Linked DNA regions of Homo sapiens: region 2 is linked to region 1. The links are chromatin loops, found by intact Hi-C in ENCODE. Cell type or tissue: PC-9. All regions are shown on one strand. Each heading gives the region's core, and the rest is flanking DNA. Links, peaks and the distances in the headings are about the cores only.

What was found. Peaks named below come from ENCODE experiments on the same cell type or tissue, not always from the same donor. Only the 100,000 strongest peaks of a DNase experiment are listed, where the experiment ranks them.
Region 2: a loop joins it to region 1, with 4 times the contacts of the local background. A loop is called at or near these places in 7 of 110 quality-filtered maps.

Annotation. Positions count from the first base shown.
Region 1 is chr5:157,547,400-157,563,345 of GRCh38, forward strand. The region is part of intron 3 of ADAM19 (ADAM metallopeptidase domain 19); the gene reads right to left. Among named protein-coding and RNA genes, the nearest start is that of ADAM19, 20 kb to the right of the region's middle. RefSeq lists an enhancer at 9,531-9,590. In PC-9, for the core only: no CTCF peak of the experiment used is centred there; DNase peaks (open chromatin) are centred at 8,042, 10,762, 11,092, 12,102 and 1 weaker place; H3K4me3 peaks cover 1,044 bases; H3K27ac peaks cover 3,315 bases.
Region 2 is chr5:157,383,959-157,399,904 of GRCh38, forward strand. CYFIP2 (cytoplasmic FMR1 interacting protein 2) reads left to right here. Exons shown (of 31, transcript NM_001037333.3): 29 at 5,231-5,469; 30 at 6,563-6,710; 31 at 8,875-11,636. The coding sequence ends at 9,042. The region is part of intron 1 of NIPAL4-DT (NIPAL4 divergent transcript); the gene reads right to left. Among named protein-coding and RNA genes, the nearest start is that of FNDC9, 46 kb to the left of the region's middle. RefSeq lists an enhancer at 6,089-7,288. In PC-9, for the core only: no CTCF peak of the experiment used is centred there; a DNase peak (open chromatin) is centred at 6,843; H3K27ac peaks cover 3,962 bases.

The DNA.
Region 1 (15,946 bases), core at 6,489-14,488:
GGCCATGAGGGCTCCACCATAATGAGTGGATTAATGCTGTTATAAAAGGGCTTGAGGCTGCAAGTTTGCTCTCTTGCTCTTTTTTTCATGTGCTATCTTGCCCTTCTCCCTTTCACCATGGGGTAGCATAGCAAGAAGGCCCTCATGAGACGCTGATACCTTGATGTTGGACTTGCCAGCCAGCAGAACTGTGAGAAACAGATTTCTTTTCTTTATAAGTGACCCAGTCTCTAGGATTCTGTTTTGCCAATGCAAAATGAATTAAGACAACTATCCTGCTACTTATTCAAGCTAGAAACTTTGGACTGTCCCTTGAAACCACCCTCTCCCTCAGCCCACATGCAACCCATTTCCCAGTTTCCATGATTCCACCCTATAAATATCTCTGGAATCTATCCTCTTCTCTTTATATCAGCTACCTCTTCCCTAAATTAGTCCTTCTCAAATGCGTTTTGGATGCTGTCACTATGTGACTTTTAAAATATTCTTCATCCGCTTCCCATTGCCCTAGAGATAAAAGCCCAAACTCTTTAAGGTGCCTACAAGGCCCTTTAAGGACTCACCTCTGCCTGCCTCACCAATTTCTTCTCTCATCATTTCCTTCCTCCTGCTCTCTGTTCTAACTATAGAGAACTTTTCATTTTCAATGTCATTCTTGCCTTTGGGCCTTTGATCCTGTGATCTGTGCTGCCTGGCACATACTCCCTATTGTATGAGCCAACTCTGCCACACTCTCCACCACCATCACACTCCCCCTTTTCTTTACTTCCTCCTATCAGACTTCCCGTGCCCCCAATCCAGAGGAAGTTCCCCTTCCCCATGTTCCTACAGTACCCTCTACTTCCTCCCTCCTAGCAGGTCCCACATTGTTCTGTAACTGTTTAATTATCTGTCCCCTCTACTACGTTCTAAGCCCCATGATGGCAGAGACTATTCTGATCACCATTGATTCTCCCGGGAATAACCAGGACCTATCCCAGTGCCTGCCACATAGTTGGCACTCACAATATTTGTTTAATGAAGGAAGAGAAGAAAGGAATAACATAAATTAGGAATTCTCAATGAGTAGTCCAGAACTCAAGCCCAGTACACTGGGAAGAGACTTGCCAGAAAAGCCAGGGATTCTCTGACTCAATACCTGCCCCAGTTGAGTTTGTGCAAGACCTAGCAACTTGCCCCATAGTACCCAGAAGACTATTCACTTAGTTTATTCAAGGGGTCAGCCAAAGGTCTGTGTATGTCACTGAGTTCTAAATAAAGAAAAAGCAAATCTTAATTGCTCAAAATCAAAAACATCTCCTGGGTGAAATGTAAATGTAGTTTCATTTTCAGGACAGAATCTGTCCAGGGGCCACATTGTCAGCCTCCTCTCATTTTTCTCCAGGATAGTCATGCTCCATTGCCCAACCACAAAGGGTAAAGAGTAGGAAACACCCTCCAATTTCCAGAGAGCCTAGATGAAGAGTTTAATCACATCCTCGGAGCTGGGAGAAAAGAGAAGGCCGAAAGAGCCTCTCCCAAATCCAAATGTATATCCATAAATCCGTCTGCATCCCGCCCACCAGCCTTGCATCTCAGGAGGCTTCCCCATCTACAGAAGTTGTGAAGAAGCCATCAATGCCTTGTGCTCAGCCCCTTCCAATCCATGGGCTCCATCCACCAAGTACACCTCCATCCTCTTGGCTCAGCCCAAATTGTTCTTCAGTGGGGAGGGGTGGGAGGAAAGCTACTTCTCTTCCAAGGTGTAGAAATACAGCCTAGCTTTTAAGTGCACTTCAAGTATGTTTCCTAGAAGTAGCTCACCTACTTCCCTGACCACATGGGTCTGCCTGAGGCAAGAGAATGCAACTCAAAGTCAAAAATGGGAGAATTAAAATATTGAGCTCTATGCCACTCAAATCCTCTGGTAGCCCACCAGTGGAAGAAAAAGCAACCCGTTCCCCAACCTCAACATATCACTCTTCTGAATTCAAATATTTGGCTAGTTAGGGATACTAAATTCCTAAAAGATTAGTAGCACTACAGTTTTAGGTTCCCTTTGATCCAGACCAAACATTTACACATTGTTTTCTCAGTCTGAATTCCTTTCTCATTCTCCATTCATCTCATCTCCCTCCCTCATCAAAAGCCTCCCATCATTCTGCAAGACAATATTTCAAGTAACCCTCATTAGGGAAGGCTCCCCTCTTCCCCAGTCACAAATTCCCGTTCCTCTTGCCTTCGCAGTTCTTTACTTTCAATTCTACCATGTAAATTTGTAATCTGTTTTGGATTATGCTGTTTGCATGCTGTTTTCTCTCCCACAGAGTCTAAACTGCCAGAAGGTAAGAATATCCTGTTTTCATGCCTAGTCTCTACAGCACCTAGCACAGGATTCTACATAGAGGTGCTCAATCAGTATCCCCTGAAATCAAACTTGTAGAATGGAGAAAAATTAGCTCGAGCTTAAAAGGCAGATCTATCAACTAATGAATGGGTTAACAAAATGTGGTATATCTATATAATGTAATACCATATAGCAATAAGAATACTGATACATACTACAACACGAATAAACCTCAAAAACTTTACCCGAAGTGAAAGTAGCCAGTCAAAAAGACCACATATTGTATAATCCCATTTACATGAAACATCCAGAATAAGTAAATCTGGAGACATCAGATTGCCAGCTTCATAGGACTGACGTGGGGTGGGGGAGAATGAAGAATGACTGTGCTCCTTTTCTAGGACTACCGTAACAAAGTATCACAAACCAAGTGGCTTAAAAATCGGAAGTTTATGTCACACAGTTCTTGAGGCTAAAAGTCCAAGATCAAGCTATCATCCTCTCTCTGCAGGTGCAAGGAAAGGGCTTATCCCAGGCTCTCTCCTGGCTTCTGAGTTCCTTCGCCTGTGGTGGCATAACTCTAATCTTCACATGGCATTCTCCCAGAGTGTGTGTCTGTTTCCAAACCTCCCCCTTCTAAAAGGACACCACTCATGCTGGATTAGAGACCTGCCATACTCCAGTATGATCTCATCTTAACTAAATACATCCACAACTCAATTTCCAAATAAGGTCACTTTGAGGTACTGGGGATAAGGACTTCAACATATGAGTTTGGGGGGACACCATTCAACTCATAACACTGCTGATGTTTTTTCCTTTTGGAGTGGTGAAAATGTTCTAAAATCAGATTATGGCGATGGCTGCATGACTTTGTAAATATACTAAAACAGATGAAATTGTATACTTTAAATGAGTGAACTATATGGTATGTGAGTTGTATCTCAGTAAAGCTGTTTGGAAAAAAAAAAAAAAAGACAAGAGAGCTTGGGTTTAAAGAGTCTGCCCAAGCTCAATAATCAACTCAATGGTGTGTTTGGGAAAACAGGATCTCTCAACAAGGGCAGTGAGATATAAACTTGCAGAGGAGCCAAGGGCAACTTGCCTTTATATATCCACGTTACATGTAAATTCGCTTTGACTCAGTTGGGTATACAGTGATTCATACCATCATTCTCTCTACTCTGCACGTTTGATAATTTTTCACTATAAGAAGCTGTAAGAGTTAATCATGCATACACATAGACTATAATATCACACAGCCACGAAAATGATATGATAGTCTCTTCAATAAATGGTGGGAAAACCATATGCAGAAGAATAAAACTAGGCCCCTATCTCTCATTGTATACAAAAATCAAATCAAAACGGATTAAAGACTTAAATCTAAGACCTCAGGCCAGGCACAGTGGTTCATGCCTGTAATCCCAGCACTTTGGGAAGCCGAGGCAGGCGAATCACCTGAGGTCAGGAGTTGCAGACCAGCCTGGCCAACATGGTGAAATCCTGTCTCTACTAAAAAGAAAATAATTAGCTGGCGTGGTGGTGCACGCCTGTAATCTCAGCTACTCGGGAGGCTGAAACAGGAGAATCAATTGAACCAAGAAGGCAGTGGCTGCAATGAGCTGAGATTGCGCCATTGCACTCCAGCCTAAGCAACAGAGCATGATTCTGTCCCCCCAACCCCAAAAAAAAAAAAAAAAAAAGACCAAAAAAACTAAGACCTCAAACCATTTAACTGCAACAAGAAAACATTGGGGAAAATCTCCAGGACATTGGTCTGGGCAAAATTTCTTGAGCAATACCCCACAAGCACAGGCAACCAAAGAAAAAATGGACAAATGGGATCACAACAAGTTAAAAAGCTTCTGAACAGCAAAGGATACAATCAACAAAGTGAAGAGACAACCCAAACAATGGGAGAAAATATTTGTAAACTACCCATCTGACAAGGGCTTAATAACAAGACTATATAAGGAGCTCAAACAACTCTATAAGAAAAAAAAAAACTAATAATCCAATCAAAAGTTGGGCAAAAGCTTTGAATAGACATTTCTCAAAAGAAGGCATAAAAATGGCAAACAAGCATATGAAAAGGTGCTCAACATCACTGATCTTCAGAGAAATGCAAATCAATACCACAACAAGCTGGGTGCCTTGACTCATGCCTGTAATCCCAGCACTTTGGGATGGATCACTTGAGACCAGGAGTTTGAGACTAGCCTGGTCAACATGGCAAAACTTCATCTCTACTAAAAATACAAAATGCAAAAAAATTAACCAGGTGTGGTGGCGTGCACCTGTAGTCCCAGATACTCAAGAGACTGAGGCTCAAGAATCGCTTGAACCCAGAAGGCGGAGGTTGCAGTGAGCCAAGATCGCACCACTGCACTCCAGCCTGGGGGACAGATCAAGACTCTGTCTCAAAAAACAAAACAAAGCAAAACAAAAAAAACCGCAATGAGATATCATCTCACCCAGTTGAAAGATAGGCAATAATAAATGCTGGTGAGGATGTGGGGAAAAGGGAACCCTTGTGTACGTTGCTGGTGGGAACATAAATTAGTACAACCACTATGTCATGCTACCATATGATCCAGCAATCCCACTGCTGAGTATAGACCCAAAAGAAAGGAAATCAGTGGGCCAGGCACGGTGGCTCATGCCTGTAATCCTAGCACTTTGGGAGGCTGAGGTGGGTGGATTGCCTGAGCTTAGGAGTTCAAGCCCAGCCTGGGCAACAGGAGTTTGAGACCAGCCAGGGCAACAAGGTGAAACCCCGTCTCTACTAAAAATACAAAAAGTTAGCCGGGCATGGTGGTGTGTGCCTGTAGTCCCAGCTACTCGGGAGGCTGAGACAGGAGAATTGCTTGAACCTGGGAGGTGGAGGTTGCAGTGAGCCGAGATTGTGCCATTGCATTCCAGCCTGGGTGACAGAGCGGGACTCTACTCAAAAAAAAAAAAAAAAAAAAAAAAGGAAATCAGTATACTGAAGACATACCTGTGCTCCTGTGTTTGTTGCAGCAGAGTTTACAATAGCCAAGATTTGGAAGCAACCTAAGTCTCTATCTGGGATGAATGGATAAAGAAAATGTGGTACATATACACAATGGAGTACTATTCTGCCATAAAAAAGAATGAGCTCCAGTCATTTGCAACAACATGGATGGAACTGGAGATCATTATGTTAAGTGAAATAAACCAGGTACAGACAGAAAGATCAACATCCCATGTTCTCACTTATTTGTAGGATCTAAAAATCAAAATAATTGAACTCCTGGGCAGAAAGAGTAGAAGGATGGTTACCAGAGGCTGGGAAGGGTGTAGTGGGGAGATGCAGATAGTTAATGGGTACAAAAAAGAATAGAAAAAATGAATAAGACCTATTATTTGATAGCACAACAAGGTGACTACAGTCTATAATAATTTAACTATACATTTTAAAATAAAGAGTATAATTGGACTGTTTGCAATGCAACGGATAAATGCCTGATGGAATGGATACCCTTTTCTTCATGATGTGCTTATTTCACATTGCATGTTTGTATCAAAATATCTCTTGTACCCCGTAAATATATACACTTACTATGTATGTACTCACAAAAATTAAAAATTAAAAAAGGAAAAGATAAAATTACTGAGATTTGTTTCATGGGCTAAAAAGTAAGTAAAAATAGAACTTCTAATTAATTTTTTTAAATATGATAAAGGTACATGGAGACATATTTATAATATGCTCATAATGTGAAATGGTACATTCAACCTTTGGGGAGGTATCTGTTGTTGTATAAATGCAAAATGGTACATTCAGCCTTTGGGGAGGTATTTGTGGAGTGAGAGGTACAACTTGTCAAAATTTAAAAGCGTTTTAATTGTGTACTCCATAGGATCCTGTAACTCTACATCTAGGTATCAGTGCTACAGAAATACTTGCAAATGTGCTTAAAGATTATGTACAATCCTATTGCTAGGATTATTTGTAATAACAAGAAATCAGAAACCTAACTGTCAGTTAATAAGGAAATTAATAAATTTTGATTCATCCATTCAGTGGAATCCTATGTCACCATTAAAAAGAATGAAACAGGTCTATAAATGTGCTCATGTGGAAAGACACTGAAGACAAAAAATAAAAAAGCCAATTATAAAATAGTATATAAAGTACGATACCATGCATTTAAAAACTCTATAACTTGTTTAATTTTTCTCTGAAGTTTTATTATGAAAAATGTCAAACATTCCAAAAAGTTCCATGTAAAATCTTTTAAATGTTTTTAAATGCCCATGCTATATTTCCAAGTGAAAAAAAATAGGTTACAAAACCAAGAATACACTATGACCTCATTTGTATATAAATATACATAGGGATTTTTAAAATCTACATAAAATATTAAGTTCATGGTAAATGCTCACTCCCTCAATGCCAGCTATTGTTGTTATCTGAAGGTAAGCAGCCTGATGATAAAGGGGTCCCCAAACCCAAGCATCCTGACTTCTTCCAAGTCCACAGCTTCCCTTAGTTCGGATAAGGGTCCATCTAAGGCCAACAGGGCAGTTGACAGCTTCCTCCCATTCATTTTACCCCGTGCTCCTGCTGAAGAGCAGCCAGGAGAAATAAGCTTGAGACAAAAGAAAACCGTGGACATCCTTCCTGGCTGCACAGGCAGCCCTGGCTGCGGATCCCTGGAAGGAGAGCCGGAACCAGTGAACAAATCCCAACCTCATATTGGACAGTTCAGGGCCTCATCTGATTCTGCAGGCACAGAAAAGAGGTACAGTTTGGCCCACTGGAGAACACTGCAAAGCAGTGTTTTCGAGATACAATTAGGTCAAACTGGGCATCGCTGGAGAGCAGAAGTAATTTCCTCCCAGGGGCAATGGGTTTTAAGGTCAACTCTTCTTAATTACATTTGGAAACCAACTCAGGGGAATTCCCTCTGACTTCATTCTTAAATGCTTTTCTGACCCTGCAAAACACAAATAACAGTGTCTATTTATTGTGCTCTCATAGTGCACCAGGCACCCTGTAAATCCTTTAAGAGCATTACGTTATTGAATTCCACACACATCCTATGAGGTTATTATCCCCATCACGTAGATGAGAAAACTGAGACTCTCAAAGGTTGAGCGACTTGCCAAAGCTTACACCTCCAGGTAGTGCAAGGAGCCAAGCTTGGGATGCACACCTGCCTGGATTACACTATCACATTACACTGACATGCAAATTCTAACCAGGGCCTGGGAAAGGTAGGAGGAAAGGGAAGGGGGAGAGTAGAACAATGAAGAAGAAATGCCAGTGCTAACCAAAAAAGAGCCCAAAGCATAATGAGCCAGGACTATGCATCTGAGAGGCAATATACTGCCCCAGTTAAAAGCCTGGACTTGGGAGTCAAACAGATCTAGTTTCACATCCTGGCCCTGCTCTTCCCACCCACATGACTTTTAGCAAGTCACACTGCTCCACACCTCAGGGTCCCCATCTGCCAAATAGGGCTAATATAGGAATCTACTCTTCATTGGTTGGTTGTGACAAGTGAAGTAGATGACCCATATAAATACCACAGTACGATGCCTGTTATACAGGCATCTCCTACTTTTTAGCTATCACCATTTGTTAATATGTGACAATCATTCCTAGTTATCCTCAGCCAGAAGTTCCCTAAGGGCAGACAGAGCATCAGAGAACATGACCCGGAACTTGGGTAATGTAGATAAGCAATAACCACACAGATTATTGCTCAATATGTTTTTTTCTCTTGTCATTTTCATGCTTGAAGAAAGCTGCAAGGGCCACATGTCACAGCTTGCATCCCCAAAACACCTGAAAACATTTGTTCTGGACGTTGCATTAGTACAAATTAGCATGTATTGAAAACCTGCTTGCTATGTGCCAGACGTTGTACTAAGTGCATTGTCATACATTATCTCCTAACCTCACAAACCCTGTGTGTGTGTTTCCTGGGGCTAGTGTGTAATAAATTGTCACAAAATTGGTGGCTTCAAACAACAGAAAGTTGTTTTCACACAGCTTGAGAGGTCAGAAGAATGAAATCGGTATTATTGGGCCAAAATCAAGGGGTCAGCAGGGCTGCGTGCCCTCTGGGAGAATCTGTTCCTTGCCTCTTCCAGCTTCTCCTTGGCTCATGGCTGCACCACTCTAATCTCTGCCTCTGTGATCACATCACTGTCTCCTGTTCTGTCTATAGTCAAATCTCCTTCTGCCTCCCTCTTATAAATATATTTGCCATTGTATTTAGGGCCCATCCAGGTAATCCAAGATAATCTTCTCATCTCAAGATCTTTGATTTTGTTGTTGTTGTTGTTGCTGTTGTTTGAGACGGAGTCTCGCTCTGTCGCTGAGGCTGGAGTGCAGTGGTGTGACCTCAGCTCACTGCAACCTCTGCCTCCCAGGCTCAAGTGACTCTTCTTTACTGCAACCTGTTTTATCAGCAAGGTTTTTATAACCTGTTTTTTTTTCTTTTTCTTTTTTTTTTTTTTTTTTTTTTTTTTTGAGATGGGGTCTCACTCTATTGCCCAGGCTGGAGTGCAGTGGCACAATCTCGGCTCACTGCAACCTCTGCCTCCCGGGTTCAAGCAATTCTTCTGCCTCAACCTCCCGAGTAGCTGGGACTACAGGGGCGCACCACCATGCCCAGCTAATTTTTGTATTTTTAGTAGAGACCAGGTTTCACCATGTTAGTCAGGCTGGTCTCGAACTCCTGACCTCAGGTGATTCACCTGCCTTGGCCTCCCAAAGTGCTGGGATTACAGGCGTGAGCCACCATGCCCGGCCTCAAGATCTTTAACTTAATCACATCTGCAAAGATTCTGCCACATGTTCCAGGGATTCGAATGTGGTTATCATTGGAGGGGAGAGGGTGCATTTTTCAGCCTTCCACACCCTGCAATGAAGGTATCAATGTCTCTATTTTCTATGCAAGTGCTATAATGTAGTAAGAGGCAGGCAGGCCAGAGTTTGACTCCTGGCTATGCCCAATACTGGGTAAATTATTTAAACTCCTCATGCTTGAGTTTCATTATAAAATGCAGACAACAATATCTCATTCAAAGGGTTGCCATGAGGATTCAATAAGACATTGTGTGAAGTGCCTTTTCCGAAGTATCCATTCTCAGCAAATGCTCACAAAGCAGTGAGTATTATTACTATTATTTGAGACAGCATCTGGCTCTGTCAACCAGGCTAGAGTGCGGTGGTATGATCTCAGCTCATTGCAACCTTCACCTCCTGGGCTCAAAAGATCCTCCCACTAAAGCTTCCTGAGTAGCTGGGACTACAGGCATGTGCCACCATGCCTGGCTAATTTTTGTGGGGGTTTTTTGTTTGTTTGGTTGGTTGGTTTTGGTAGAGACAGGGTTTTGCCACATTGCCCAGGCTGGTCTCGAACTCCTGGGCTCGCGTGATCCACCCGGCTCAGCCTCCCAAAGTGCTAGGATTACAGGCATGCGCCACTGCACCTGGCCAAGTAGTATTACTATGAATACAGATGAAGAAGTAAAACTTAGAAGGCAAGTGACTTACCAAAGACCACCCAACCGGAAGTGTCAGTATCTGGAATTGAATCAGGGTCTCTGGGACCAAAGTCCAAATCTGTTCTACTCTATGGATTAGGATGTTTAAGGCTTGTGTGCACAAGGCTTTCAGAATCAACACATCTAGGCTATTTCAATTTTGGATGCTCTCTGATACCTTAGACAAGCGTATCATGAAGCTGCATCCCTTCAGATCACCAGGCTTATTACTGAGTCTGAGCTTAAGCAATGGACCCTAAGAAAGTGATATCATGTGTCCAATATTTTAGAAATAATGGCATCTTAGTCCATTCTGGCTGCTATAACAAAACAGCATAACCTGGGTAGCAAATAAGCAACAAATTTACTTCTCACGGTTCTAGAGTCTGAGAAGTCCAAGATCAAGGGATCAGCAGATTTCGTGTCTAGTGAGGGCCCTCTCTCCGGTTCATAGATGGTAGCTGCTAGCTGTGTCTTCACCTGGTGGAAAAGGTGAGCTAATTCTCTCGGGTCTCTTCTATCAGGGCACTAATCCTATTCATGAGAGCAGAGCCCTCATAAACGAATCATATCCAAAAGGCCCCACCTCCTAATACCATCACCTTGGGGACTAGGACTTCAACATAAGAATTTGAAGGGAGACATAAACATTCAGTACATTGCAAATGGAGACCCTGCTTATGCTGGGGTGGGGTTGAGAGTTTGGCTTATAAAAAATCACATCAGACTGGCTGGCAATCCATTTGTTCTGCAACTCCAGGCATTTGGGACAACATGGGAAATGCAAATGAAATCATTCTCAGTCTACAAAGCTACAATTAGAAACTACATCTCAAACAGGACTACCAGGTCTCTCTGGAATGACGTGCCTAGCAAAGCACTTGGAATTTAAATCCACTCATGCATTCACTGCCTTCAGCGTCAACACAGCAGGGTTAAACCAGTTCTTCATACTTCCAAAGAACATGTGAAGAAAATTTCAGACACCACAGGCAGCTCTCATCAAATTCTGGTGTCCCCACCCATTCATCCAACTGTTTCCTCAGCACCTGTCTCCCCGGGTTATACAACCTTAGCCATGGGGAATGGGGAGCCCAGCTGCGAGTAGAGTTTGGAAAAACATTTTGAATACTTTAGATCTGCCAAATACTTGGTTAAAGAATGATATCCTTTAATTTCTTGAGCCATGTGTATTTTAAGTGCAATGTAATCCATATGTCTATGACTCATTTAAATGCAACTCAGTGAAGCATGGTTTACTAAGAGCATTGGGATACCATCTAAGCCTTTCTAAGCTGCTCTTTGATCCAGGAAATTGAATTTTGCCAACAACAAATGAAGCTCCTGACAAGAGAGGGTCAAAGAGAGCTGTCCTTTATCCTAGGTAAGATGTTAAAGTCTACTCTTGACCTGGGAGGAAGCTGGGAGGGTGGAGGTGGGGAGAGCTCCACTGCCTAAGTGGTATTCATAGTTTTGCTTTGGGTCTGCTACTATTTCTACCAGGTATCCTTGAAAAAGAAGTGCAGGAATAAGAGATGGCAACTAATCTGCCCCGTGTGTTGCTGAAAAATTCCTTTCCTGCCTGCTAATTCTGCCCTTCCTCAATTCCACCAGTATTATGCAATCCAAATTGTATAATGGACTTGAGGAAAAACGAGAATGTTAGGGAGCTAGATTACTCCATTAGCACTGAATGTTAATTTTCCAGATTGTAGCTTGATTTCCAGGACAATGAAAGCCTTCTCCTTCCCTATGATATCACTGAAGGACTGATAAGAAGTTAGGGATAGGAAGAAAGATTAAAGTTGGAAGTAATGATAGGTATTAAAATCAGTAAACCTCTAAATGCCCAAATTCTGCCTTGACAATTGCTGTTCCCCAGGTGGTTTGGAGGTAGACATACTCACAAAAGAAAACAAACGCCCGTTCTTATTAACTAAACTTGAGCAAATAAGATCTCTCTTTAGCTAACTGGGCTGGAGCACAAATGGATGGGGTTAGACCAAAGGACGTCTCTCCCTTTCTCAAGCCATCATCATTTGGACTTGAGGAAGGACAGTGTATTGAAGAAATGAGAGTCCTAGAATGTGTTTAAGATACTAGAAGACAGAAGCATATGGCCAAAGAGCCTCTGGGCAAAGTGCCTACTAGTTGAGCCATTCATTTGCTTTTGAAGGTGATCTTGTAATAGAGTGATCCTGCTCACTAGTAATGCGGCCCAGTGAGCATCCAGGAATCTGGTTGAGCAATTCAGTGTGCCCTCCTTTTGGGAAAAAGCCAAGAAAGGACAGGATATGGCGCTGGGGCTCACATAACCCTGTTCATCTCCCTGGATGCCTGCAGCTAACTAAGGAGGATTCCATTTGATTTCAGCAAACAAGTTTTTGTCAAATATGGGTTCCTGGGTTGGTGAGGTAGTCTCAGGACATGGGGAAAAGAACATAGAGAAAAAATATGGATTAATGCTCAAATCTGTGGGTTGTGCAAACAGCAGTCTATAATTTCTGCTCTGTAGTTTCCCTTCTTGTATTTTCTGTTGCCTGAACCTGCGGGTTCTGACCTAGAAGTTCGTCCCCAACTTCAAGGTCCCGTGATTTGGGGCACCTTTTTCCTTTATCCCACTGCCCACTATTTCCCAGGATGTCTCCACAGGTAGAGCAAATTTCCTGAGGCAGAGACTTCTTTTGCATTTTTCTACTCACAGAGCATCCTTTAAAGAGGTAGTGCAGGCCGGGCGCGGTGGCTCACGCCTGTAATCCCAGCACTTTGGGAGGCCGAGGCGGGCGGATCACGAGGTCAGGAGATCGAGACCATCCCGGCTAAAACGGTGAAACCCCGTCTCTACTAAAAATACAAAAAATTAGCCGGGCGTAGTGGCGGGCGCCTGTAGTCCCAGCTACTTGGGAGGCTGAGGCAGGAGAATGGCGTGAACCCGGAAGGCGGAGCTTGCAGTGAGCCGAGATCCCGCCACTGCACTCCAGCCTGGGCGACAGAGCGAGACTCCGTCTCAAAAAAAAAAAAAAAAAAAAAAAAAAAAGAGGTAGTGCAGAAAGAGCCTTCAGAGCCTATCCGGGGCCAAAATCTGCATTTTACAGATGAGAAAGCAGAGGCTCAGGGGAGCTGGCTGGCTTTTTGACCAATTTCATATCATCTGTCTCTGAGGTCAATGCTATGTCCACTGTACCACACTGCCTCAATCACAAGTTTCTCCAACAGCAGCTATGCACCAATCTTTGCAAATTATGTGATTACATGTGTGTATAAATATTAAACAATGTAATATATACTTTATTAGAGCAGAAGACTGTCTTCATGACATCCAGTTGAGTTCAAAAAAGGAAATGCTGGAGCAATATGTCTGACATAATCTCATTTCTGCTCCTCCCTCCCCAACAAAAATAGCAGCTTCTGTGTGACTGTGTCTGTATGTGATTGTGTCTGTGAGGATTCATGTGCATGTTCTTGTATGCATAGAAAAGGTCCAGGGTTTGCTCACCAAACAGCAGTGGATTTTCCTCGTGGGAGGGAAACTTTCATTCTTTTGTTTATTTGGAATTGCTACATGTTTTACAATGAGCATGCTTTGCTTTTGCAATTTAAAAACAATGAGCAAGAAATAATCATAGCTACCTTGAGCTTGGAATACAAACAAGGCACTCTGCTAAGTCCTTCACCTGTACCATCTCATTTCATCCTCCCTGTGGCTCTGGCTCTATGACATGGGACTATAATTACACCCCAGATGCACAAACTGAGGCTTAAAGAGGCTACAAGGTAGTAAGTGGCAGAGCCAGGATCTGAACACAGGAATAACCGACACAAAAGCAATGCTCAGATTATCCCTAAAGGGTCACTGTTTTTCACCTGCACTCAATAGAGAAAAGAATGTGTGCTTCTCACGGATGTCATCCGTGAGTTGCTGAGTTGCTTCAAAGCAGAGACAGGCTGCCGGCTGCCGCGCTATTGTAGGACACCTCAGTGTGTCTGCTGCCTGAGCTGAAGCTCACTTTGCTGTGTTCCCCCTCCTCTCCTGGCCCATGCCCCATGCCTTTCCATCCTCACCATTCTTGGCGATCTCTCCATGTGTGAATTCCATTAAAGGCTTGCTCACTGCTATTTTGGGCCATGCATTAATACGTGGGCTTTGATTTGATGGGAGAAGGCCAGACACGGCAGGATGATGAAAAAGAAATTTAAAATGTCCTCTCCCTCCCCCCAGAGTCCCAGAAGCCCTTGCTCACCGCTCCTGGGAGACCTGAGAATCCAGTGTATGGGGAAATGTACAGAGGGAGAGTGGAAACCTTCATCATCTATTAGGGCCTTGGAACGTGGCTGTTCCCTCTCCTTGGAATTGTCATCTCTCAGCTACCCATATGGCTCACTCCATCACCTCCTTCAGGTCTTGACTCAAGTATCAGTTCACCTGAAAGGCCTTCCCTGACTGCCATTCAGAAACAGCAGCTCCCATTCTACCTCCACACTCCCCTGGCCCCACTCCCTATGCTCCTCTGTCTCCTGCACAGCACCCATCACCTGACGGACGGTGCACTCACTTGTCTGCTTACTGTTTCCCACTAGAATAGAAGCTCCATAAAGGCTGTACTGTTTTATTCACAGCTTTATCCCCAGTACCTGCACTGGTGCCTGAAATGTCACAGAGGCACGTAGATTAAAAAAAAAAAAAAATGAATACGTTGATCGAGGAGGTTAAGAACCAGAGGCTGAGAAATGGCTTGGCCCAGGGCCTAGTTTCCCCCAAATGTCATGAGATTATAGAAACTTCAACACAGTGATTTGAAAAATTAGAAAATCATCTCCCCCGCTCCAAAGCTGTTTTGAATCCGGACTCGCACGCACCATGAATGAGAAGGCTTTGGGAAATAAACACACTAGGAAGTCGTGTGCAGTTGGAGTTCCGCTCACTAACACATGTTCAAAACAAAAAGCCCAATTTGGATGAAAATAGCAGGAAGCCGTCCCCCAGGGACACCTGGTGAGGTCATATTGCTTGGCTCTGCTGCTTCCATTTTTACCAACTCTGCTGCCTTCTGCCAATTCAAGGAGGCCAGGAACCACATCCAGCCCCATGCGGCTCAATGGGAAACGAGAGCTGCTCTCGGAAAAGCAGATGCTAGAACCACAGCCCCGGGCTCTCCTCTGGAGCCTCAGTGTGGGACAATAAAAATCCCAACAGTGGCTGGCCACTCACCATGCGCTGTGCAAGCACTTCCTGCACTTCACCTCATTTATCCTCACAACCATCCCACGAGGCTGGCCTTATTACCCTCATTTTATAAACAAGGACACCGAAGTTCCAAAAGATTCAGCCATTTGCCCTGGGTCACATTCTGTAACTCCAGACTCACACCAAGAATACACATGATCCTAGTTTCAGCTCTTTCATTTACTTGCTGGGTGGCCTCAGACAAATGCCTATCCCTCTCTGAATCAAAACTTCTGCATCCATAATTTCAGAGTTTTCTAAGATCATTCCATTCAGTGTTTTCTAAGGCATCTTCCTGCTTTAGCTTCCTATGGTCTGTAGCAAATGTTTCAAAATAGGAGGGAAGGATAGAGACTTGAGTCCTGGGACTCCTGCTTGGCCAGTCCAACTCCTAAGCATTTTCCCACAACACCAACACTATCACTTGGGCTGACCAGAGGGAGCTGAAGGGCCACAGGCTCTACTGGGGGCAGAACAGGAGAGATTAGACACAGGCAACAACAGGGAACACTTAGACTAGAGTTAATGGGAACAAAGCTGCCGTGAGCAACAAAGGCAGGCCCCCGAGAGACACGGTCAAGAACAAACCCTCTAAGGGCCTTTTCTTGTAGGACCAAAGGAAGACAATGCAAGGAAAAATCCAGGGCCAATAGACGCTGCACTGTCTAGGGACGCAGCTGGCCAGGTCTATTCCAGGGACACAGGAGAGAAGAAACACAGCCTAAACTGGCTTTACTCTCAAGAGGAGAGGAACAAAAATGACTGTGATCCCCATCTTTCTGGCTTCCCGAGGCCACCATGTCCTGGAGGCAGAGGAAGGATGTGGATGAAGCCCCACCACTGCACAAGCTGTGAGTTGTATTTTA
Region 2 (15,946 bases), core at 1,843-9,842, 170 kb before region 1:
GATGGCTTTTTTTAAATGCACACAACAAAACCATATAAAACTCTTCTGAAAATGTCTGGAATGATGTCTACCTAGTTTATCATGGTGGCAACCTCTGAAGAGAGATGAGATAGAATAGAGTGGGAGAGAAAGAAGACTTCAGCCTTTTCTGTAGTGTTCTAACAAGGGTGAATGAGCTTATATGTTATTCTGTAATTGTTAAAAACCAGTACGAGTCACGATGAACATCAAGATGAGTAAGACAGGACCCCTGCCTTCAGAGAATTCAGATTATGCAGGGAGCAGGAAGGAAGAGAAATAGGGGGAGAGCGGAGAAACAAAAGGCATGTGCTATCTCCTTTCAAGTTGATTTCAGCAAGCTTCACATTTTGGGGGCAGGCAGGGGAAGAATTCTAGAAGAGAAACAGGGTATTCTAGTGAGACAAGCCAATGCTGACTGTTTAAGAGATTTAGGATTGAAATCTGCTTTTGAACTCGCATTCCGGCGGTCCTCTTTGGTGTTCTCACCAAGGGCAAAAGGACTCAAATCCTCAGCGGAGGACAGAAGGTGGCCTCTCTTCTGGCAAAACATGGTAAGTATTTTTGGAGCACGATGCAAAGCCTCATCTGCACAGACGTCATGCTGAGGAAGCCACCCCAGCCCGGCCCCCGCATGCCACCAACCTCCTTCTGAAAATGGTGATTAAAAGCTAATCATGGGGCCGGGCGCGGTGGCTCACACCTGTAATCCCAGCACTTTGGAAGGCCGAGGCAGGCGGATCACCTCAGGTCAGGAGGTCGAGACCAGCCTGGCCAACATGGTGAAACCCCAACTCTACCAAAAACACAAAAATTAGCCAGGCGTGGTGGCGGGCACTTGTAATCCCAGCTACTTGGGAGGCTGAGGCAGGAGAATTGCTTGAACCCAAGAGGTGGAGGCTGCAGTGAGCTGAGATCATGCCACTGCACTCCAGCCTGGGCAACAGAGCAAGACTCCATCTCAAAAAAAAAAAAAAAAAAAAAAAAGCAGCTAATGGTGGTTGGGTTCTTTGACTCACCAGAGAGAGAACTCAGATACTGTAGAGCACACACATTTTCTTTTTTGGCCTGCAGAGGCTAAACAGAGGAGATCCTCTCCAGTGATTTCCTTTTAGGGAGAAAACCCAGTGAGTGACATGTGAATGTGTCTGCTCCACTGCTGCTGTCATCCTGCAGGCATCCCGCCTCTCACTCCGAAGTCTGGCATGTGTTTCCACTTAGAGGACTGTGAATTCCTTCCCTGTTCTGGTGAACACCATTTCCTTGGGACTGATAGAAATCTCAGTCTGTCAAATGCCTAGTGTTTAACAAATAAAAGCCTAGACATTCTGTGAGACAGGAAATGCTAGTTTTATAAGTCTCCCATTCCTCAAGAAATAGTCCAAAACTTAGTCATTCCATGAACCAAAGAAAAGTTAACAAAATATTAACTTCTGAGAAGGTTTGGGCACAGGGTACTCGTAAGATATCTAGGAGGTGACAGAGGAAGTCTGCAACATATTTAAAGCCGGGAAGCTTGAGCAGTATTGCATTCTTTGCATTTGTTTGAGACAAATTGAAGTGACCTGGTTTGTTGCCCCACACTATCACCAAGAAGAAAAACTTGGGGCTGGGGGAGGTTAAAAGACAGGGATCCTTGTCCCTTCTCCACCCCTGAATTATCTAGTGCAAGCCATTTTTCTCAATCTTTATTTTACCATCTATGTAATGGGATCATAGCTGCTTTACCTGCCTTTCTTGTTATCACGAGCAAATAATAGAAGCATAAGAATTCAAAAAACATTGAGGTTTTTGAGAAGGAATATTGTTACATATTCCTTCTCAAAGTTATAGAGAAGGAATATTGATGATTCCGGCACAGCTTCACAAATGTTTTCTCTATCCCCTTGTTAAACTCACATAAGAAGGGCAGAAAGAGAAATACTCCCCACCGAGGGGAATAGAAAAGAAATGGATAAAAGCTATGTTAAACACTCCCCTCCCTACATAACACCAAACTGCAAATTGAGGGTATTTGCAGGAAGCGAGCTATAAAGCACATTTTCAAAGCAAAGAGAAAATGATAGACATACCAAAAGACAAGATGTGAAAGAAAACTCACAACATAAAAAAATACAATGTTAACACACACGGAAAAGTATCTGGCCTTACCAGTAATCAGTGAAATGCACATTCAAAGAATGAGGTAAAATTTTTAAAATTTTTCATCTCAAGTTGATGAAGACTATTTCTGAATGGAATAATTTTATTATTATTATTGAGACAGGGTCTTTGCCTGTCACCCAAGCTGGAGTGCAGTGGTGTGATCACAGCTCACTGCAGCCTCAGCCTCCCAGGCTCAAGCAATCTTCCTGCCTCAGCCTCCCGAGAAGCTGGGATGACAGGCGCACAACACCATACCTGGATAATTTTTTTTTTATTTTTATAGAGATGAGGTGTCACTATGTTGCCCAGTCTGGGATACAGGAGTATTCATGAGGGTACAAGGAACAGGCTTCACACAGGTAGATGCACACGGATCAACTTTCCTTGAGAATAGTTTGCCACTGTATAGCAGATGCCTTTTACAATATTTATACTCATTGACCCTTCAGTTACTAAGTATTCATCCTAACAAAATGCTCAGCGGTAGCTCACACGATGTTATGTATAAGGATGGTGGGCTGGGCATGGTGGCTCACACCTGGAATCCCAGCACTTTGGGAGGCCAAGGTGGGTGGATCATGTGAGGTCAGGAGTTCAAGACCAGCCTGGCCAACGTGGTGAAACCCCATCTCTACTAAAAATGCAAAAATTAGTCGGGCGTGGTGGCCCACGCCTGTGATCCCAGATACTCAGGAGGCTGAGGCAGGAGAATGGCTCGAACCCGGGAGGTGGAGGTTGCAGTAAGCCGAGATTGCGCCACTGCACTCTGGCCTGGACAGCAGAGTGAGACTCTGTCTCGAAGATTTAAAAAAAAAAAAAAAAAAAAGGATGGTGTCTTTAGAATTGTTCATAATTGTGAGTTTGTAAACAATTTAAGATAACCAAGTATATACGACTAAATGAATTATATCAATGACCATTAAATGTAGTCATTCCTTCACAATATTGAAAGAAATAAGTTGAAGTTACTGATATATTAAGAAAAAAGCAACATAGTAATATGACTCAAATTGTTAAATATACATGTATACATTCACATACCTAAACAAATCATACATATTTTAAGAATGCTCATCTCTGGGTAATGAGGTTTATGAAATATTTTTATTTTCTTAGAACTTTTTTTTTCTTTTTTCCTAACCACTAGGCCACCAGGAAAGGACAAACACTTTTCAAAGGAAAGGGAGAAAGCTCCTGTGTCATTCAAGGCCCTTTTCATTGGCTGTAGTGGGTGGGGGGCACCAGAGTTCAAAGTCTGTCTGCAGATTGATAACCTCAGTTGCCAGTTTTTCTATTCCCCCTTCCAGGACTGTCTGACCCTGAGGACTGATTCAAATTAACCAAATGCACAGTAGATTAATTAGTAAACCAGAACTTTGCATTAATTTGCAAAATATTCATGGCTTGAGAACAAATTGGGGTCTTTTATTTACTGAGCGTCTCCCCTGTACCAGACATTCTCTTTCTGAAATGGGGAGCCCTTTCTGGGGCCAAATAGAACAGAGTAAGAACAAATAAAGAGAATACAAACAGACTCAAACACAGGCTCAGGATTTTTTTTTTTTTTTTAACACAAGAGATATTTTTAGCTAACTATGGCAATCTGAGCAGTTCCCTCTCTGCTCCCAAGCTGTTCCTGCCAATGAAATCAGGATGAGTCACCGGGAATCAGGGTTCCCTCTCCTTCGTGTTTAAAACACACATTGGCAAGCTACTTCTCCAATTCATCTTTTTCCTAGATTTCTTTCAGTTGGTAGTTGTCATGACAACTACACTCATGGTCCACATTTATAAGAGACTCCTGCATTGGTGTCTCCTGATTTCCTTCCCTTCATGGATTCACTTAAAAGTCACCCTCTCTTCCTGGGGGCCTCCAGGGAGTGAGCTTCCGGGGTAGGTCAGGCAGGTGCCTCCCAGCCACCCTGTAAAATGGCTCCTTGGTGAAACCTCCCACTGGGGAGCTGATCCCATAAGTCCCCTTCTGTGGATCTCTCAGTGTGAGAAGCCTGCCTTTTTTAGCTTTGTTCACAGATTTGGAGACCTTACTTTAACCTCAGATTTTAACATTTACCTTACTTTGCAGATAGCTTTCAGGACCTCTACCCCTACATGTTTTGACTCATAACATGTGTAGTAATGTGTTTTGACATCTAGTCTGTCTAGCCAGCTGCTTATTAGATATGCAGTAGCCAGAACCCAGATGAAAAGCCAGTTTACATTATTAATAGAGGTCATTTGTAACTGTCAAAGAAGCACTTCTAGAGGAAATAATTATCTGAAATCATGGGCAAGTTTTAAAAGTAACATATGCTCATTGTAGCACATTCAACTGTACAGAAGTATTTAAAGTCAAGAGTGACAATCCCACTCACTACTCCAAGCCCATCTGTTCCCACAACTGATGTTAGTCCTTCTAAAATATGCTTTACACACACACATCACACATACTTTCATCTGTGTGATTGTACATTGTCAATGTTTTTAAGTAGAATTGTAGTATACATTCATTTCTGCAATTTGTTCTATTTACTTTACAACTTAACCAATAGATCTAGACTACTGGGTCAAGTGTGAGCTTTAACACTCACTGGCTGCCTCTCTGAACCTTAGTTTCTTCGTCTGTAAAATGGGGAGAGTAATGGCATCTACCTCATGGGATGGAATGGACTCAATACCTATCAAGTGCTTAGAACAGGGCCTGCTTTATTACCCACACTCAGAAAGCATAAGCTAGTAGTAATTATAGTAGAAGCAGTAGTACTACTAGTAGTATCATGTCAGTCTTTTCAATGGCTATCCAGAATTCATTATGTGGGTAAATCATAATTTTAAAAATTAATCCGCTACTGATGGTGCCTGGATTTTACTTAACACCAGTAAGACTTACCATGAAACTTCCCTGCTGTTGCATTCAGGATCATCAATTTTGTGCCCTGCTCTGAACAAGACCAGTTCTGGTGAACCAATTTCAGGTGCAGCCAGCTCCAGAGTTCGGGAATCTGTGGTGGGAGGTGGCAGATGGGCTCTAAGATGTGGATAGAAGGTGTATGTGCCCTTCTGTTTCCAGCAAATCGCCATTGCTCGCGAGGGTGACCTCCTGACCAAGGAGCGGCTGTGCTGTGGCCTGTCCATGTTCGAGGTCATCCTGACCCGCATTCGGAGCTACCTGCAGGACCCCATCTGGCGGGGCCCACCGCCCACCAATGGCGTCATGCACGTCGATGAGTGTGTGGAGTTCCACCGGCTGTGGAGCGCCATGCAGTTCGTGTACTGCATCCCTGTGGGAACCAACGAGTTCACAGCTGAGTGAGTACCCCCCAGAGAAGGCAGGGTTACCCCCAACCTGCCTGTGCTCCTGCAAGTCATGGGGCTGCCAGAGTTCAGCCAGAAACGTGGGCAGGGGGTGGGGGTGGTTGGCCAACAACTACTTTGTTGAGTGTGTTGAGCTGACTGCATTGGCAAGAAAGAGCCCAGTAAGGGTTTGATAGTAAGACCCTCACTGCCTGCCTCACCCCCACTACACTGTACTACTGGAAAATGAGGAGCCTTTAGGAGTCCTTAGAGCAGACAGCAGAGCTAGTTCTTCCTGCCCTCACCCAGCTACATGTCTAGGACAGAGTGGAAAGGCAGACAAGGCCTCCCCTCCAGCAGCCAAGAGCTCTAGGAAAAAGGCGTGGTGGGGAGAGGAGGCTTCCTGGAGAAAGTGGTGTTGATGAAGCTGTTTCAGAGCAGCGCTAGCCTGTAGGCTTCCAGTACAGTGATGGGGAACTGGGGACACCTGCCCGGGTTGGGGCTGCTGCTTGAGGACAAAAGAGACAGCCAAAGGATGACTCTACTGCCATCCAAATTGCCTAGGTCTCTTGAGAGTTGGGGGCCAGGCCTCTTGAGAGTTGGAGCTTTGTCAGAACCAAAAGGACTCAGCCTCAACCCCAGCAGCATCTGCCCACCATGGCCTGTCCCTTCCCTTTCAGCCTGCTTCTGGCCAGTTGGCCTCCTGGTTTGAAATGGCCCCTCACCTGCTAGGTGTTCTTTTAGCTCCTTTAGAGAGTCAAGACAGATTCTCCTTTGACCTGCACGGAGTAATCAGCCACATACATCTCAACAGCTGGGTGGGTTTTTCCTTGCAAATTCAGAGCGTCTTTAGAGCTGATTTTTTTTTTTTTTACATTAGTGATGCAAATGTAATTTGTGGCCGGAAGGACTTATGACATAACTACCATCCCTGCAACTAATGAACCCACCCTCACAGCTTCCTTTGTACCCATTTTATAGGTTAAGAGACTTGGCCCAAAGACAGGCCTGCTTAGTAGCTGTACTCCTGGCCCAAGATGAGGCTCCCTCCCTCCCTGCCCTCCTCCCCCGACCTCTCACTCCAGCTGCTTCCTCCCCCTGCTCCCAGGCAGTGTTTCGGCGATGGCTTGAACTGGGCTGGTTGCTCCATCATTGTCCTGCTGGGCCAGCAGCGTCGCTTTGACCTGTTCGACTTCTGTTACCACCTGCTAAAAGTGCAGAGGCAGGACGGGAAGGATGAAATCATTAAGAATGTGGTGAGCAGGCTGGTGGCTAAGGCCTGGGAGGTGGGGCTGGGCTGACAACCAGGCTTTTACCAGAAAAGCAAACAAGGAGGAGCTGCTTGTGAAGGCCAGCTCCCCACACGGCAAGTACAAAGATACTATAGGCTGGGGACCTGCTTAGAGGAAGTCGTGAGGTCGTGAGTCACCCACTCATCACCTACTGCCATGAATCAGTTCACCCCGAAGGGCAGGGCTGGGCTCCAGACCGGGAGCACATCTTCCCTGTCCCAATCAGACTCTGCTGATGCCAGTTTCTCACCTGTACAAATATTCACCAAATACCAGAGTTGTACGGGGCACCTGGATGGGATAGGTACTGGCGTGGGGTGAGCCAGGCTGCTATGGGAAGGGAGAGAAGGACCCTTAAACCAGGCTGAGGGCAGAGAAAGCTTCCCAGGAGAGGGAGGCTGTGTCTGGGCTGACTCCAGAATGGCCCGCAGCAAAGAACCAAGCAGCAAAGGTGGTATGGGGCGGGTAGGATGCTCCAGACAGCAACAGTGACAGCAGAGGCACTGAGGCAGGAAGGCGGATCGAAGGGTGGGTCTCAGGGACCCAGTGAGAGGAGAGAGAGGTAAGAGCCACCTCACAAAGGGCTTTTTTAAAAAATACACATAAAATAGTTTCAATGGTAATTTTCAGTATATGATTCAGTGGCATGAAGTACACAAGTATTGTACAATCATTCCCAACATCCACCTCCAGAGATTTTTCATCTTCCCCAACTGAAACTCCGGGCCCATTAAAAAATAATTCCATTTTCTCCCCAGCCCCTGGTAACCATCATTCTACTTTCTCTATGCATTTGACTACTCTAGGTACCTCATATAAATAGAATCACACAGTATTTGTCTTTTCGTGACTGGCTTATTTTAGTTAGGATGTCTTCAAGGTTCATCCATGTTGTAGTGTCCAAACTTCCATCCTTTTTATGGCTGTATAATATTGCATTGTGTATATAGACCACGTTGTGTTTGTCCACTCAGGTTGCTGTCACCTTTTGGGTATTTTTGAAAATGGTTAATTTTGGCTACCATGAAACATGGGTGTACAAATAACTCTACAAATTTCTGCTTTCCATTCTTTTGAGTATATACCTGGACGTGGAATTGCTGGATCGTATGGTAATTCTATGTTTAACTTTTTAGAAACTGCCATTCTGTTTTCCATAGTGGCTGCACAATTTTACATTCCCACCAGCAGTACACAAGAGTTCCAATTTCTCCACATCCTCATCAGCACTTATTCTTTAATAATAGTCATCCTGAGGGGTGAAAAAGTTATCTTGTTGTGATTTTGATTTGAATTTCCCTAATGACTGTCACTGCTGAGTGCTATATTCATGTGTTATTGGCCATTTGTATATCTTCTTTAGAAAAATGTCTATTCAAGTCCTTTGTCCATTTTTTTAATTGAGTCATTTTTGTTGAGTTGAAGTTCTTTACATATTCTAGATATTACTTATCAGATATAATTTGTGATTATTTTCTATTTTTCGGTTGCCTTTTCATTCTCATGGTGTCCCTTTGATGCATGAAAGTTTTCAATTTTGATGTAGTGCAACTTTTTGCCTTTGCTTTTGATGTCATACCCCAAGATATTATTGCCAAATCCAACATCATGAAAATTTTTCCCCTATATTCTCTTTTAAGAATTTCAGTTTAATCTCATGGTTACGTCTCTAATCCATTCTGAGTTAATTTTTTGTATATGGTATAAGGTAAGCGTCCATTGTTATTTTTTGTGTGGGTATCCATATTTCCCAGCACCTTTTGTTGAAAAGGCTGTTTCCCCCATTGAACAGTCTTGGCACCCTTGTTGAAAATCATTTGATCATATGTGTAATAGTGTATTTCTGGGCTCTCTATTCTGTTTTATTCATCTGTACATCTACCTTTTTACCAGTGCCACAGTGTTGTTGATTATTGTAGCTCTGTAGATCGTTTTAAAACTTGGAGAGGGTTTTTACGGTCCAGTTAACACTTGATTGCCAGATCCAGGGGATTCCATAAAAGGACTTTAAGAAAGTGACATGATCACTGATGCAGGGGACCCTGGACCTCAGTGACTTCTCCTGTTACTCCCTCTTTCCACCCCCACTTTGTCCTGCCCTAACTTGAACATCCCCTTCCTTCTGTAGCCCCTGAAGAAGATGGCCGACCGGATCAGGAAGTATCAGATCTTGAACAATGAGGTTTTTGCCATCCTGAACAAATACATGAAGTCCGTGGAGACAGACAGTTCCACTGTGGAGCATGTGCGCTGCTTCCAGCCACCCATCCACCAGTCCTTGGCCACCACTTGCTAAGCAGAAGATCCTGCAGACCCTTATCTGGAGGAGGAAGAGAAGCAGGAGAGAGAAAGCCACAGCCAGCCTGCCATAGGATCCAACTGGACAACGTGTGGGATGGACCTGGAAACAAGCACCTCCCCAAACACATCACCACTCCCTAGGGCGGGGCCTGTGCATGCTCTCCCATGACATCTCCATGCTGGTTTCTCCATAGCATAAATGAAAAAAAAAAAAAAAAAGTAAACAGGGCAGTGTGTGCTTTTTCTTTTCTCCCCCCTCAACTATATTAAGAACTCCTAGTTTCACCCTTTCTCCATCCCATCATCCCACCTATCTGTGGTTGCTTCCCAAGACCTCCTCCCAAGATAGACATCTCCTACCCAGTGCCCTTGTGTGACCCCAGGACTCAAGTCTCAGACTGTGAACAGATGTGGCCATGCCCAGAGACGCCAGCCTGGCCAGAAGGGCATGCCTCAGCTTACTACTTCATCTCTCCTGGTTCCCTCCCTGCAGTGCCCCGGGTGTCATCTTCTCCCACTCTGGGTACCAGGGATTCTACCACATAGGCTTCCCAAAGCCCCATTCTAACTCCCCTCTCTCAGGGAAGCCCTAGAGAGAGGTCCAAAAAGCATTCACAGCTGTATCACACTCTATGCAGGTGGGGTAGGAGACTGATCAGGCCTGCTGTGGGGAAGCAGTATGTATGAACACAGCCAGAAATGTCATAGTCCAAACAGGATGCTTTCAGGCCATCTCAGCTGCTTGATGGTGAGATGGTTCCCTTATTCCTTCAGGAAAGGCTTAGCATTGGGCCACATAGGGGAAGCAGCTTTGAACAAATCAGTCATAGCACTGCCTATAGCATTAGCCAGTGACCAAATTAGGGACAACGTCTTGGCACAGAATTGCTTATCAAGGAACATTTCCACAAGAAAGAAAATATTAAGGGGTTATTTCCACAGAAGCCCAAAACGTCTTGGAAACACAGAGGTGAGGAGGAGGAATAGTAATTGTCAATGAGCTTTTAATACCAAGATACACCCCCTGCCCCCAAAGAAGAGTCCTCTTTTAGGGAATCAGAACCTTCATTGTCCTAGAAGCTGAAAGATTCTTGGAACATTTTAGCTTTTACTCTCAACTTGCTGTTCTCTTTACATTCCTTAAGTTAGACTTTCGGGTGTGGCTTCTCTCCCAGGGGTAACATTTACTTCCATTTTCTAGACTGAACCAAAAGTCTTCTGCAGAATCTCCCACCGAGTGTGGTAAGAAGGAAGGACAAAAGGCTTTAGGATATAAATTTCATGTTACAGAGCATGTCATTGTCAAAGGAAATCTGTGGCCCTGAGATTTTAAGAACATAAAATGTGACATTTGATATTTCTCCAGCCCAGGGAAGTAAGATGGTTAGCAATGGTTGCCTTAATCAAATGGTCCCATTTTTAACCCCAAAGGAAGTGCCCACAGCAAGAGGTTTGTGTGATGCACTTATGTCCTCCGGTGAGGAAAGGGGGCCACATATGAAAGGCCCCTTAGGTCAGATCCTGAGAGTAGCACATTTGAGTGCAGATTCCTGGGCCCCACCTCAAACCTACTAATTCTGAATCTCTGGGAATAGGGCCAGGAAATCTGCCCTTTCTACAAACTACCCAAGTTGTTCTGTTGCACATCAATGTTTGGGAACCACTGCTGTAAGGGAATCATTCTGGTCACCTTGAGCTTTGAGCTACCACTAAGCCATGAAAGAAAATACATCATACAGGGAAGAGAGAAGGGAGGAGGTTCCAAGTAGTAACTGGCAGATCCTCCTGTCTGGAGGTACCACCTTCTATTCTGGTTTCTGACTTTTCCTTCTTGATGACCATAGATGTGTTCCAGAGGCAAAAGAGACACATTATCCCAGATGGCAGAACATGCTTTCAAAACATATAAAATGTCAAAGTTCCAGATCCTTCTACATCTTTAGTCCTGTCTGAGGATGGTAGCTGGCTCTCTGTAGCTGATAGATGGCTAGAGTTCCATCCAAATCCTTGACCACGACTTCATGGAGATTTGAATAATCTATTTGATGAGATTTCTATTTCAATAACCCACCTCTCTCACCCCACATTCATATCCCTAAATTTGACCCTCTGGGCCGAGTCACATTACCTTCAGGAGACTTGATCCCAGTAGACTGAGGTCTTCCCTTTCAGCAGAAAGATTTCATTTCCCTGGCTTGCCAGTGGCACTGATTTCCGAACACCCAATGAGTTTAATATTCTTTCCTCCTTGGCATTACTGCCCCAGCCTCTTTTTATTTTTTTTGTGTGTGTCTAATAACCAGGAAAAAAATAAAGCTTAGGTTTTAAAAAGTTTTAAAAATAATCTGTTTCAGAAACTGTCAAATGTACCATATTTGTATTAAGAGTTGTTGGGAATTTTTGTACAATGAATTTACATTTATTTATGGTGACATATTTACGCTTGTGATCAAATAATGATGTTAAATTCTTAAATCATATTTGCTATGCAGCTGAAGATGATATTTTGATTTGTATTTTGGGGGTACCTGTGTTGAGTTGATAAACATTTCCATCTTCATTAAAACTGCTTCCAAACTAGTAAAACCAGCAACTTGGTCTTGATTCCTGGTTCTATTCTAATCCTCATTGACCTGTAGAAGGCCATATTAAAACTAATTACTAAGCAAACAACCTAAAACAGAATCAAAGAAAAATATAGGTTAATGCACAATAAACTAATGGCTTTGCTTGCTTTCCCACGTGGGGGATTACATCTTTAACAAATTGAGCCTCACATTTCACATAGCACAAGCTTTCCTAAAGGTCATCCACTAAGATGAGTCCTAGGGCTGTTTCCTCTTCTGTCAAGTTGGACAAGTTGATCTCTTCTAGCTCTGATATCCTGATTCTAGGTAATTTCCCACTGGTGCACTTTGAGGGGTCTACTTCACACACTCAAAGTCTTTCTCAACGTATGTCATCACCTCATAAAATTGCCATCACAAGGAGTCATATTTGAGCTAGTGTAGTGGGAGGGCTATTAGCTATTAGATGCTCAGTGAAAAAAGGGTTCCAAAGAAGATAAATTTGGGGAACACTTCATGATCTTTCCCTTCGAAGATCCATAAGACTCTGAGGAGTGCTGCAGAACCTTATCAGTCTAGATCAACACCCTATCTCCTAGATGGTTTTATTAGTCTGTTTTCACACGGGGATAAAGACATACCCAAGACTGGGAAGAAAGAGGTTTAATTGGACTTACAGTTGGACATGGCCAGGGAGGCCTCAGAATCATGGCAGGAGGGGAAAGGCACTTCTTACATGGCAGTAGCAAGAGAAAAACGAGGAAAAGGCTAAAGCGGAAACCCCTAATAAACCCATCAGATCTCATGAGACTTATTCACTATCATGAGAACAACATGGGAAAGACGGGTCCCCATGATTCAATTACCTCCCCCTGGGTCCCTCCCACAACACGTGGGAATTCTGGGAGATACAAGTTGAGATTCGGGTGGGGACACAGACAAGCCATATCCTTCTGCCCCTGGCCCCTCCAAATCTCATGTCCTCACCTTTCAAAACAAATCATGCCTTCCCAACAGTCCCCCAAAGTCTTAACTAATTTCAGCATTAACCCAAAAGTCCATTGTCCAAAGTCACATCTGAAACAAGACAAGTCCCTTCTGCCTACGAGTCTGTAAAATGAAAAGCAAGCTAGTTACTTCCTAAATACAATGGGGGTACAGGTATTGGGTAGATACAGCCATTCCAAATGGGAGAAATTGGCCAAAACACAGGGGTTACAGGCCCCATGCAAGTCAAAATCCAGCAGAGTGGTCAAATTTTAAAAATCCAAATTGAGCTCCTTTGACTCCAGGTCTCACATCCAGGTCACACTGATGCAAGAGGTGGGATCCCTGGTCTTGGGCAACTCCACCCCTGTAGCTTTGCAGGGTACAGCCTCCCTCCTGGCTGCTTTCATGGGCTGATATTGAGTGTCTACAGCTTTTCCATGTGCACAGTACAAGCTGTTGGTGGATCTACCATTCTGGGGTCTGGAGGATGGTAGCTCTCTTCTCACAACTCCACTAGGCAGTGCCCCAGTAGGGACTCGGTGTGGCAGCTCCAACCCATTTCCCTTCCGCATTGCCCTAGCAGAAGCTCCTTGAGGGTCCCACTCCTGCAGCAAACTTTTGCCTAGGCATCCAAGAGTTTCCCATATGTCTTCTGAAATCTAGGTGGAAGTCACCAAACCTCAGTTCTTGACTTCTGTGCTCCCTCAGGCTCAACACTATGTGGAAGCTGCCAAGGCTTAGGGCTTCCACCCTCTGAAGCCACAGCCGAGCTCTACATTGGCCCCTTTCAGCCATGGCTGGAGTGGCTGGGACACAGGGCATCAAGTCCCTAGGCTGCACACAGCACAGGGACCCTGTGTTCCAGCCCATGAAACCACTTTTTCCTTCTGGGCCTCTGAGCCTGTGATGGGAGGGGCTGCCGTGAAGGTCTCTGACATGGCCTGGAGACATTTTCCTCATGGTCTTGGGGATTAACATTAGGCTCCTTGCTACTTATGCAAATTGCTGCAGCTGGCTTCAATTTCTCCTCAAAAAATGGGTTTTTCTTTTCTACTGCTTTGTGAGGCTGCAAATTTTCTGAACTTTTATGCTTTTACCCTTTTAAAATGGAATGCTTTTAACCCCACCCAAGGTACCTTTTGAATGCTTTGCTGCTTAGAAATTTCTTCCACCAGATACCCTAAATCGTCTCTCTCAAGTTGAAAGTTCCACAAATCTCTAGGGCAGGGGCAAAATGCCACCAGTCTCTTTGCTGAAACATAACAAGAGTCACCTTTGCTCCCAAGAAGTTTGTCATCTCCTTCTCAGACCACCTCAGCCTGGACCTTATTGCTCATATCACTATCAACATTTTTGTCCAAGCTATTCAAGTATCTAGGAGGTTCCAAACTTTCCCACATTATCCTGTCTTCTGAGTCCTCCAAACTGTTCCAACGTCTGCCTGTTACCCAGTTCCAAAGTCATTTCCACATTTTTGGGTATCTTTTCAGCAATGCCCCACTCCCACTACTAATTTACTGTATTAGTCAGTTTTCACACTGCTTGCTGATAAAGACATATCCGAGACTGAAAAGAAAAAGAGGTTTAATTGGACTTACAGTTCCACTTGGCTGGGGAGCCCTCAGAATCATGGCAGGAGGCAAAAGGCACTTCTTACATGGTGGCAGCAAGGGAAAAATGAGGAAGAAGCAAAAGCAGAAACCCCTGATAAATGCATCAGATCTTCTGAGACTTATTCACTATCAAGAGAACAGCAGGGGAAAGACTGGCCCCCATAATTCAATTACTTCCCACTGGGTCCCTCCCACAACATGGGGGAATTCTAGGAGATACAATTCAAGTTGAGATTTGGGTGGGGACACAGCCAAACCATATCAATGGCCATTACCTTGGAAACCCCTTTCTCTGCAAGGTTAATCATCCTCTCTTGGAACACACTTTGAAAAACATTTGCCTAAGGGTATGCAAATTCATGGTAAGATTTTTTTTTAATTCCCACAGGAGGAGGACCACTGACATGCAGGAAATTATGATATGAGGGCACAATTAGAGAAGCAAGGGCCTGACAAATTATTGAAAGATTTCAAATGGGAAGAGGAAGCATTTTGACAGTGGGATAGAATACCATAACTGGGGGTACAAGTGTGCCAGGGCTGTCATAACAAATACTACAAACCAAGTGGTTTAAGCAACAGAAATTCTTTCTCTCACAGTTCTAGGAGCTGGACATCGATGATCAAGGTGTCAGCAGAGTTGGTTTCTTTCCCCAGGGTCTCTCTTCTTGGTTTGTGGGTGACTTATCTTTCTCCCTGTGTTTTCACATGGTCTTCAACTCATGTGTCTTAACCTTTTTTTGTGTTGTGTGTGTGTTTTTTGAGACAGAGTCTCACTCTGTCGCCCAGGCTGGAGTGCAGCGGTGGGATCTTGGCTCACTACAACCTCCACCTTCTGCCTCCACCAGGCAGAGAAGCAATTCTCTGCCTCAGCCTCCCAAGTAGCTGGGATTACAGGTGCCCACCACCACACCCAGCTAATTTTTGTGTTTTTAGTAGAGACAGGGTTTCACCATCTTGGCTGGGCTAGTCTTGAACTCCTGACCTCGTGATCCACCCACCTTGGCCTCCCAAAGTGCTGGGATTACATGCATAAGCCACTGTGCCTGGCCACTTATTTTTTTATAAGGAGACCAGTCATGTTGGATTACAGCCCACGCTAGTGACCTCATTTTAACTTAATGACTTCTTTAGAGACACTATTTGCAAATACAGCCACATTCTGAGCTACTGAGGGCTAGAACTTGGGCATGGGTTGGGGACATGGCACAATTTAGCCCAGAACACTGGGGATGAATCTGGAGAAAGTGTGTCTCTGGGATCCTTGGACAGTTTGAAGGCTGGGATGCTATTCTTTGTGGAACACCCCTTGCACACTCACTATTTACAAGATTAGGGAAAAAAAGAGAAGTACAGGAATATGGTGGAGTAGAAAGGCCAAGGAATCCATCTCCACACCTATAAGACAATCACACTGGCAGAATGTGATGTAACTATTTTGGAACTCTGGATTTTATTCAAGGCTTGCAACTTCCAGGGGAAGGCTTGGACAGTAAACAACAGTTCATTTTGCTCAACTTCAGCTCTTGGTTCACCAGCCGCTACCCATTTGCCAACCTACCTCCCATACCCCACCCCTGCCCCATGGCAGGAAGCTGTACATGTGTTCCTGCACAAGCCAGGGTGGGCAATAAGGACCCTGTCCTCCAAATATCAGGGATCTATGTTCTGATGGCTGATGGCTGATTGCTGCTTCTGATCATGGAGGTGTAAGCATCAAGCAGGCAGC